Regions from separate parts of the Homo sapiens genome. Here region 1 is linked to region 2. The links are chromatin loops, found by intact Hi-C in ENCODE. Cell type or tissue: B cell. All regions are shown on one strand. Each heading gives the region's core, and the rest is flanking DNA. Links, peaks and the distances in the headings are about the cores only.

Region 1 (5,389 bases), core at 267-5,266, 1.0 Mb after region 2:
GAGTAAGGGAGGTTTTCTTACACCATGTTGTTCCTTAAAACCACCTAATGTTTCAATGTAACTGCCTTGATAGAAACGTTTTTGCCTTCATACCTCATTTCAACTGATTTTTTGTGCCCCAAAACAGTCAATTATAGGTTAAGTACCGTACGTTATTGGTTTGACAAGGATGGCCAGGAAGTGACAGTAAATAAACAAAATGTAGCCAGGACAGGAAGGCAGCGTCTGAAGACAATTATGACAGATGCTCCCTAGAGAGTTGTTTCCATCATGCTGCAAATGTGAGGTAGGGTTAGGGAGCCAGAATCAGCTTGAGTAAAAATTAAAAAAAAAAAAAAAAACTCAATGGGTGGCTCTGAATGTGGCTATTGGGACTAATAATATGGATTCTGGGGGCAGAATACCCTCAGAATGGTTCATATAAGTTTACACGTTGGCCTCTCTGTTGGCCTGGGACTGACTTTTTCTCCCTCCTTGTGTAGCACCGTGCGTGGTGCCTAGTGCATGGCACACAGTAGGTTTTCAGTCGATGTTTGAGAGAATGAGAGGTTGTGGAAGCATCAGTTCTTATTGATGTTTCTGTCTGAGAGTCTTGTTTCTTCCAATTTTATAGTCCCAAAACAATTGGCTCAAATTTCATTTAAAACTCATGCTACAGCTGGAACCTGAAAATCCTTTCACTCATAAGGTTCTTTGATTTCTCACAAATGGAATAAAGTCCTATGGGAGAATAGCTGTTACAGGAATTGTTCAAAGCCTGTCCAAGTTGGTGGGCCTCACATATTACCTATTATGTGTTTAGTTCACACAACTAAACTTTTCAAGCATTATTTTCTGTTCTTGGAGGCTGTTCTATTTAACTCCCTTATATTTACAGGTATACTAGCATACTATACATTTTCTTAACTTCATAGTACAATTTTTCTCCTCATACTTGAAAAGACAGTTTCAAGATAATATAGGGCAGATCCTTACCTGAGTGTAGTGGCCACAGACTTTTTTGCATATCCGAGTCTTGAAGTCATAGTCCTGGATTTCGTCATACCAGTTTGTGATGGCGGAAGACACAGAAAAAATGGGCACAGACCCAGTCCAGATGTTCTCTCCCAGTGAAGTGAAGTTTGGGTGCAGCTTGTGGGGTGGCTTCAGCCGTGTATTATGTGAAAACTGGCAATTGCTGGCCCATGCTTTTGCAATTTGGGCTAGTGCTGGGTCCCAAGTCTGCAAAAATAAACATTAAACAATAGGGGGTTCATCTGAAATGTAACTGGGGTGAGTACAGTGGGAATTTGAATGGAAAACGAGGTGAGATAAGGAGAGAAGATACCACTGCATATGAGTCCTCTATAAATATGGTCTTCAAGCACTGAGTAGGGCTGGTAGGAAACGTGACAATTTAGTTTCATGGAATTTAGAATCTAAGTGAGGAAAACTGACATTTCACTGAAGGCTAATTGTGGGCAAAATAGTGTGTGCCGTGTTTCACAACATTATTCCATAACCACAACAGCCCATATCCTAAGAAGTTCAGAAAGGTTAAAAACCAGCTTAAAGCCACAGATCTGAAATTCAATCCCAAGCCTTACTGAATCAAAATCCCATCCTTTCCCCAGATGCCATTCTGCCTACCTGAGCAACTCAGTACTTTGTCAGCAGCAAAAAAAGTAAATTTAGAGACAAAAAAAAAAAAAAAAAAAGAAAACCAAATCACAAAAATTAACAGGGAGGAAGATAACAAAAAGAGAAGTAAAATCCACTGAAAACCAGAAAACAGGAAGTGTCCAAAGAGAAGTAAAATGTGCTGTGGCACTTGCTTATAACAACAGTTGGGTAGACAGAGCTAAACTGGATGTGTTTTGATCACAGACTGTGAATTTACTGCATACATTAATCACAATGAAAAAAAAATCATTCAGTATTACGAAGGTATTAACACCAAAGTCAATACACATTAGTTGTTTCTGACTGACTGACGCCACAATTAATGATATTTTCCTTACCATGTATAGCATATCACTGGCTGTTGGTTTCACCTCTGATCGGAACTTGTTATGGATTCGAACGCAGTCTTTGATGAAATCTTCATTTTCGATATCTGGCAAAATATTTGCTGTGTGTGAATAATTGGAGACAAAAGAAACCATCCAGGCTATTGTAGCAAGTGTGACACGCATGCTTTGTCTGGCATGGAGCCTTGGGAGGCTGCAGTCCAGAGCCGCCGCAGTTTCTGAGAGTGTGATTGCCTGAGTGCTCAGCCCACAGCTTTGCAAACCTAGCCGACTTCAGCTTTGAGAAAACAGAACAGAGCATGAGTTCATCACTAGTTTTAAGAAACGGGTTTCTCCATATATGGTGTGCAGCTCACTTTGTGTTCTTAACCCTGTCTTTTCAGTGGTTTTCAGTGACACAGCACCTATTACGACATAGATTTTTATGAGGCTGTGTCAGACTTCCTTTTGAATTGGGAGATATTTCCAAAGAAAATTCTGAAGTCTCCAGGAATAATAGTCTCCAATTTTTAATGGAGGTTGCGGTGATAAAATGAAAATATCTCTTACTTCTATAAATGCCTCGCAAAATGCTTTCAGAAATCTTTTTCTTTTTAGAGTCATATCAACACATAGTGGTTGGAATATCTGGTTAACATCATAAACTTGACCTAGAATTCATTCACGATGGTAGAAACATGTAAGCGTGTATGTGTGTGTGTGTGTGTGTGTGTGAGAGAGAGAGAGGGAGAGAAAGAGAGAGAGAGAGAAAGAGAGAGAGGGATTGAGAGGGAGAATAGTAGAAAGAATACAGGACTCAAGTTGAGAATTTAGTTTCTGTTTCTAACTAGCTGTAAGACCTTGGACAGGATACAAAACTCTCTAAACCTCAGCCACCTATTGAATGAGACTATGGGACCTTTTCTGCTTCCTTAATTACAGAGGTTTGGCAGGATCAAATGAACTAGCTAATATTAAATTCCTGCCTTGTATATTCACCTTAGTAATACAGAAATAAAAACACAGTCACTGGCCCCAAGGAGCTTACAGTGGTAAGAGCTGTGAGATGGTGATGACAAGGATGTTACAACAGGGGCTGTTGGAGATCTGGATATAGGAAAGCACAGGTAGATATGGACACACAAGAGAGCATACTTAACCCATTCTGGAAACGGCAGAGCCGGCCTACATACAGCAGGTGAGGTCTTTGCTGAGGCTAGAATCAGCTAGGTGTTGATCAAGTGAAAAAGCGCTGGAGAGGAGAAGGGAATTAGAGGGATAGGAACTATATATCTAGTTGTGAAATTGAAGACATGGTGTTATGGCAAGAATAGAGCAAGAACCTCTCCATATTGTCTCCCTCTGTAAATATGGTCTGTAAATAAGTAGTGATTCTGACTGGTAGAAAACTTGATACCTGGTGTCATGGAATTCAGAATCCAAATGATGCTTTCATGCCACTTGGGGGAGAGAAGTTAAGAGTCAGATCAGGAAGGATTTCTCAATTCTGCTAATGATTTTTTATTTTATCACCAAAGTCATGGGAAGTTATTGGAGGATTTTAGCTGTAGGTGGGGTTTAGACCTGGTTTTAGAAAACACGTGTATTTTAGAAAATTAAGAGAGATGGAAAATGGAATGAGGTGGGGAAATATTTCTAATGCAAACAAAAAGTAAAGAAACATTCCAGGCACACCTGTAGCCCCACCTACTCAGAAAGTTGAGGTGGGAGGATAGCTTGATCCCCACAATTTGAGGCTGTGAAGAGCTATAGTCAGGTCACTGCAATCCAGCCTGGGTGACAGAGCGAGGCCCCATCATTAAAAACAAACATACGGGCCAGGCGCGGTGGCTCACGCCTGTAATCCCAGCACTTTGGGAGGCTGAGGAGGGCGGATCATCTGAGGTCAGTTGTGCAAGGCCAGCCTGACCAACATGGTGAAACCCTGTCTCTACTAGAAATACCAAAATTAGCCTGGCATGGTGGCACATGCCTGTAATCCCAGCTACTTGCGAGGCTGAGGCAGGAGAATTGCTTGAACCTGGGAGGCGGAGTTGCAGTAAACTGAGATTGTCATTGCACTCTAGCCTAGGCAACAAGAGTGAAACTCCATCTCAAAAAAGCCCAACCAACCAACCAAACAAACAAAAACCATTACAGAACCATAAGGCAGAATTACTATTGCCACACACACACAAATAACCTTAAAAATACTCATACATAAATTCAAATTTTGTCCAGGCTGCCTAATTTCTACTAGCATGTCTTTACATTATAGGAATCTGAGATAAGCAGTGTCTTATCCAGGTCTCATAGGCAACTTTTTGATCAATGTAGTGACAATAAACAAAGAGACCTTTCTCCAGTTTGAAGTGGTAACCATGTCTAAGGCCTGCTTCTCATCTTCTTCTGGGTCTCTGTGAGCTAGACTGAGTTTTGAATACAACAACAAGAAAGAGGAAACCCCACGAGCAAGCAAAATCAGTGGTTTTTTTGGTTGCTTGCGTAATCCCTGTTATACACATACAACTCCCAAGAATGAGCAATGTTATCTTGGTCTTGAAATGATTTAATATTTTTTCTCTACTTTCCTGAAAATAATCAGCAAAAGGGAAAGTCTGCCGTCACAGAGATGATTTTTGTGTTATTGTGCAGACCAGGTTAGCTCCTTAGAGCTACAACTCTAAAACTTTTCAATTCACACTACACGTTTGCACCAAAAGTCCAGAGAAGTGGTTTGCCACAGAACAGGAACTTTTACTTGGAAGCAAATGTAAGCCTGCACTGCTTAGAAGGCTTTGAACTTTGCTATGACTTTTTCCACTTCTTAACCCAAGTCTTCACCATGATCTCTTTGATAATTATGCACGTGTGTTAAGACAGAGAGATTGGTTTTTAGTGCTCATCACTCATGGTAGCATTTTAAAAGATTTTTAACTTTCTTTTTAATTCTTCTCTGTATCGTTTAATTTTTTTACAGCAAGAACATGCTATCTTTCATAGTAATAAAATAAACTGCAATTATTTTGGAGAGTCATGGGATCTTTAAAATCATGCACAAATTCATACATATACATTGCCTGATAAACCCATGCATAGATAAAAGACTAAAGGAATATCCACAATTTCAGTATTGTGGGTAATACTGCATAATGGACTATGTCTCTCTATCCCCGCAAGCTTTACTCAAGTGTCTTATAAAAAGCAACAGTTTGTGTAGCTAGAGATAATCATTTATATTATGTGGAAAAATCTCAACCTTGCTATACTGTTCTAAATATATCAATTTATATATATGATGAGCTTTTTTATTTCTTGGGGAGAAATGATATAGAATTTTCTATAATCCCACACTTCCTGATTAGATTCCAAAAACATTTAGGCTCCAAAACCTCTAGCCA
Region 2 (5,389 bases), core at 177-5,176:
GCACCCAACACAGGAGCACCCAGATTTATCAAGCAAGTTCTTAGAAATCTACAAAAAGATGTAAACTCCCGCACGATAATAGTGGGAGACTTCAACACTCCACTGACAGTATTAGACAAGTCATCAAGGCAGAAAGTTAAAGATATTCAGGACCTGAACTCAACATTAGATCAAATGGATCTGACAGGCCTCTATGGAACTTTCCACCTTAAAACAACTGAATATACATTCTTCTTATCTCCACATGGAACATACTCCGAAAGCAATCACATAATTGGATATAAAACAATCCTTAGCAAATGCAAACGAACCAAAATCATACCAAACACGCTCTTGGACCACAGTGCAATACAAATAGAAGTCAAGACTAAGAAAATCCTCAAAATTCTGAAAGCAATCACATAATTGGATATAAAACAATCCTCAGCAAATGCAAACGAACCAAAATCATACCAAACATGCTCTTGGACCACAGTGCAATATAAATAGAAGTCAAGACTAAGAAAATCCTCAAAACCATGCAATTACATGAAAATTAAACAGCATGCTGCTGAATGACTTTTGGGTAAGTTCAGCAAAGTTTAAGGATGCAAAACCAATATACAAATATCAGTGGCATTCCTATACACCAAAAACAGCCAAGCCAAGAGCCACATCAGTGTCATTCACAATTGCCACAAAAAGAAAAAAGATACCTAGGAATATAGCTAACTGGGGAGGTGAAAGATCTGTATAATGAGAATTATAAAACACTGCTCAAAGAAATCAGAAAAGATGCAGACAAATGGAAAAACCTCCCATGCTCATGGATAGGAAGAATCAATATCATTGAAATGGCCATACTGCCCAAAGCAATTTACAGATTCATTGCTGTTGCTATCAAACTACTATCAGTATTCTTCACAGAACTAGAAAAAAACTATTTTAAAATTCATGTGGAACCAAAAAAGAGCCCAGCAGCCAAAGCTATCCTAAGCAAAAAGAACAAAGCTGGAGGCATCACGTTACCTGACTTCAAACTACGCTACAGGGTTACAGTAACAAAAACAGTATGGAACCTGTAGAAAAACAGACACATAGACAAATGGAACAGAATAGAGAGCCCAGAAATAAGGCTGCATACCTACAACCATCTGGTCTTTGACAAAGCTGACAAAAACAAGCAATGGGAAAAAGACTTTATATTCAATAAATTGTGCTGGGCTGTTCACAGTAACAAAGATATGGAATCAACCTAAATGCCCATCAGTGACAGACTGAAAAAAGAAAATGTACATATACACCATGGAATATTATACAGCCATAAAAAAGAACTAGATCATGTCTTTTGTGAGAACATGGGTGGAGCTGGAGGCTCTCTTCTTTAGCAAACTAACTCAGGAACAGAAAAACAGATACTGCATGTTCTCTCTTATAAGTGGGAGTTAAAGGATAAGAACTTGTGAACATAAAGAAGGAAACAACAGACACTGGGGTCTACTTGAGCGGGGAGGGTTATATGAGGTAGAGGAGCAGAAAAGATAACTATTGGGTACTGAGCTTAATACCTGGGTGATGTAATAATATGTTCAACGAACCCCCATGACATGTGTTTATCTATGTAACAAACCTTCACATGTACCAGCAAACCCAAAATAAAAATAAATTTAACAAGTTAAATGATGCTGGGATAACTGGCTAGCCATATGCAGAAGATTGGAGCTGGACCCCTTACACCATATATAAAAATGAACTCAAGGTGAATTAAAGACTTAAATGTAAAACCGAAAACTATAAACCCTGGCAGACGACCTAGGTAATACCATCCAGGACATAGGAACGGGCAAAGATTTTATGACAAAGACATCAGAAGCAATCGCAGCAAAAGCAAAAATTGACAAGTGGGATCTAATTAAGCTTAAGAGCTTCTGCACAGCAAAAGAAACTGTCAGCAGAGTAAACAGACAACCTGTAGAATGGGAGAAAATATTTGCTAACTATGTACCTCACAGAGGTCTAATATCCAGCATCTATAAGGAACTTAAATAAATTTACAAGAGAAAAACAACCCTATTAAAAAGTGAGCAAAAGACATGAACAGACACTTTTCGAAAGAAGACATACCTGTGGCCCACAAGCATATGAAAAAAAGCTCAGTATCACTGATCATTAGAGAAATGCAAATCAAAATCATCTCACACCAGTCAGAATGGCTGTTATTAAAAAGTCAAAAAATAACAGGTGCTGAGGTTGCAGAGAAAAGGGAACACTTATACACTGTTGGTGGGAATGTAAATTAGCTCAGCCATGTGGAAAGCAGTATGGTGAGTCCTCAGAGAGCTAAAAGCAGAACTACTATTTGACCCAGCAGTCCCGTTACTGGGTATATACCCAGAGGAATATAAATCACTGTACCATAAAGACACATGCATGTGAAAGTTCTTTGCAGTGCTGTTCATAATGGCGAAGACACGGAATCAACCTAAATGCCTAATCTGCCTAAATGTTTTGACTCTCACTCTACCACCCTCAGAAGTCTGGATTTAATATCCCTATGTACTGGTTTAGGTAACATCATGTACATACCTTTGTTTAAGGGACATTACATTGTATATTATACTAATCAGTTTACTTCATTTTCTCTTGGCTATACACTAAGTTCCTGGATGACAGCAATGATGTTTGTTTTCTGTATGTCCGGAATCTAGAACAGTGCTTCTTATATGGCAAGAGGTAAATATATTTTTTTTTTTTTTTTTGAGATGGGGTTTCACTCTTGTTGCCCAGGCTGGAGTGCAGTGGCATGATCTCGGCTCACCACAACCTCCAGCTCCCGGGGTCAAGCGATTCTCCTGCCTCAGCCTCACGAGTAGCTGGGATTACAGGCATGCGCCACTACACCTGGCTAATTTTTGTATTTTTTAGTAGAGATGGGGTTTCTCCATGTTGGTCAGGCTGGTCCCGAACTCCCAACCTCAGGTGATCTGCCTGCCTCGGCCTCCCAAAGTGCTGGGATTACAGGCGTGAGCCACTGCACCCAGTCATAAATAATATTTGATGAATGTGTTTTGAGCCCTGCAAAAGACATATAACCGACAGTGAAGCAGTAATAGGTATTAAGGTCTATAAACTGTAAATTTTATGAATGGTTGGTTCAGAGATAATGGGAAATGAAATTTCTTTTGTACCTTGAGAATTTTGATAGTAATGATTTCTTGTTTTTTATTGAACTTATGTTAGTATTCTGGTTTCCTCGGGGCAAAATGCTGATGATATAGTTTTGCCTGGACTCTACATAAGTAGTAGGTATTTATAAAACAATAGATCAAGAAAACCTTTAGTACATTTTTCTTTGTGCATTTTATTAGTAACTTGTCACTGGGTTGGATGATTGGTATATACATATATATCTGTCTAAAACAATACCTCTGTTTTAAGTTTTTCATAAGATTTGCTAGATCTGGAGATATGAAAAGTATTTGGACACCCTTCTAGTTCAGAATTTAAGTGATTTATTGGGCTTTAATGTGCTGTTAGGCAGTCATTAAATAAATGGAAACTAAATTATGATGAATTTGAAATAGACACCTGTAAGCACAGTAGTATGTATTTAATGTCTATGAGAAAAGTGGCTTTTTACGAAGTTTTTTGGGAAGAGGCAGTGTTTTTGGGAATATCTACCTACCTTTGTGCTCCAAAGTAGTCAAGATCAAGGGAGTTGTCTAGATTTTTTGCTCTCCTTTTCCCTTATATTTTTAGGTAACTTACTGTGCTTTTTCCCCTTCTCTCTGATAGTTGATATTATTAGTTCAGTTTGTTTCTTCTGCTCCCCTGTTGCATGTCTTCCTCATCCATCTTCCTAAAGTTGTACACAGTGGGATAGCTTGCACGGCACACCTCTAATCCACTTCCTTCTTGTCCATCAGTGTCCAACTTTTTGTTTGCCTTCCAGTCTTCCATTATTATCATCATCATTTTTCTGCTTTTCTTACTATTATAGTGGTAGTATTAGAATGGAAGAAATATTAACATAATTCATAGGTGCCAAAATATTAGTATACTCTAGGAAGCATATGTACTATACCATTTTGAAATAATTTTGACGAAAGCCATTTGGAATAGACTGCTTTAATCAAGCAATTCACTTAGATTTTTTTCTTTCAAAGTACGTATGAATAGGATGTTGGTACTAGCTTGATATTTGGAAATTGTCACATGTATATAATCTCTCATTATATTAGATTTTCTTTCAGGATTTAATCTACTGTAGATACAGTGATGGGTCACTTAACAACAGGCATACATTTTGAGAAATGTATCGTTAGGCAATTTTGTCATGTGAGTATCAGAGAGTGTACTTATTAATACACAAACCTAGGTGGTGTAGCCTACTACACACCTAGGCTATATGCTATAGCCCATTGGTCCTAGGCTACAAATCTGTACAACATGTTTTACTATACAGAATGTTGTAGGTAATTGTAATACAATGGTATTTCTGTGTCTAAACATGACTAAGCATAGAAAAGGTACTGCTTTGCACTATTGACCTTGTTTTTGGAAAGGGGTCCTGATCCAGACCCCAAGAGAGGGTTCTTGGATCTCACACAAGAAAGAATTTGAGGTGAATTCATAGAGTAAAGTGAAAGCAAGTTTATTAAGAAAGTAAAGGAATAAAGAATGTCTACTCCATAGGCAGAGCAGCAGCATGGGCTGCTCATCTACTTATACTTATTGTTACTTCTTGATTATATGCTAAATAGGGGGTGGATTATTAATGAGTTTTCTGGGAAAGGGGTGGGTAATTCCCAGAACTGAGAGTTCCTCCCTTTTTGGACCATATAGGGTAACTTGCTGATGTTGCCGTGGCATTTGTAAACTGTCAGGCGCTGGTGAGAGTATCTTTAGTATGCTAATACATTATACTATAATTAGCATATAATAAACAGTGAGGATGACCAGAGGTTATTTTCATTGCCATCTCGGTTTTGATGGGATTTGGCCAGCTTCTTTTATCACAACCTGTTTTATCTGCAAGGTCTTTATCACCTGTATCTTGTGCAGACCTCCTATCTCATTCTGTGACTTAGAACGCCTCACCTCCTGGGAATGCAGCCCAGTAGGCCTCAGCCTTATTTTACCCAGTCCCTATTCAAGATGGAGTCCCTCTGGTTCAAACGCAACTGACAATGTCACCATGGCTGTGATGTCACTAGGCAATGGGAAATTTTCAGCTTCATAGTAAATCTTAATGAGACCACTGCCATACATGCAGTCTGTTCTTGACTGTAACATCCTTATATGGTATGGCTGATGACTACTATAGTGTAGATTAGTTCAGACTAGCTAAACCAGTTTGTTCTTATTTACAATCTGACTTCTTTTTTTAGTCAAAATTGCAGAGTGAAAT

What was found. Hi-C counts contacts between places; a loop is a spot of excess contacts. Peaks named below come from ENCODE experiments on the same cell type or tissue, not always from the same donor. Only the 100,000 strongest peaks of a DNase experiment are listed, where the experiment ranks them.
Region 1: it touches region 2 in a loop (10-fold over the local background); 1 of 110 quality-filtered maps calls a loop at or near these places.

What each region holds. Positions count from the first base shown.
Region 1 is chr12:75,477,666-75,483,054 of GRCh38, reverse strand. GLIPR1 (GLI pathogenesis related 1) reads right to left here and starts at 2,300. Exons shown (of 6, transcript NM_006851.3): 1 at 2,001-2,300; 2 at 976-1,221. The coding sequence starts at 2,174. RefSeq lists an enhancer at 1-32. In B cell, for the core only: no CTCF peak of the experiment used is centred there; DNase peaks (open chromatin) are centred at 1,824, 2,164, 2,844, 4,464 and 1 weaker place; H3K4me3 peaks cover 3,788 bases; H3K27ac peaks cover 5,000 bases.
Region 2 is chr12:76,508,231-76,513,619 of GRCh38, reverse strand. The region is part of intron 1 of OSBPL8 (oxysterol binding protein like 8); the gene reads left to right. Among named protein-coding and RNA genes, the nearest start is that of OSBPL8, 49 kb to the left of the region's middle. In B cell, for the core only: no CTCF peak of the experiment used is centred there; a DNase peak (open chromatin) is centred at 2,299; H3K27ac peaks cover 1,391 bases.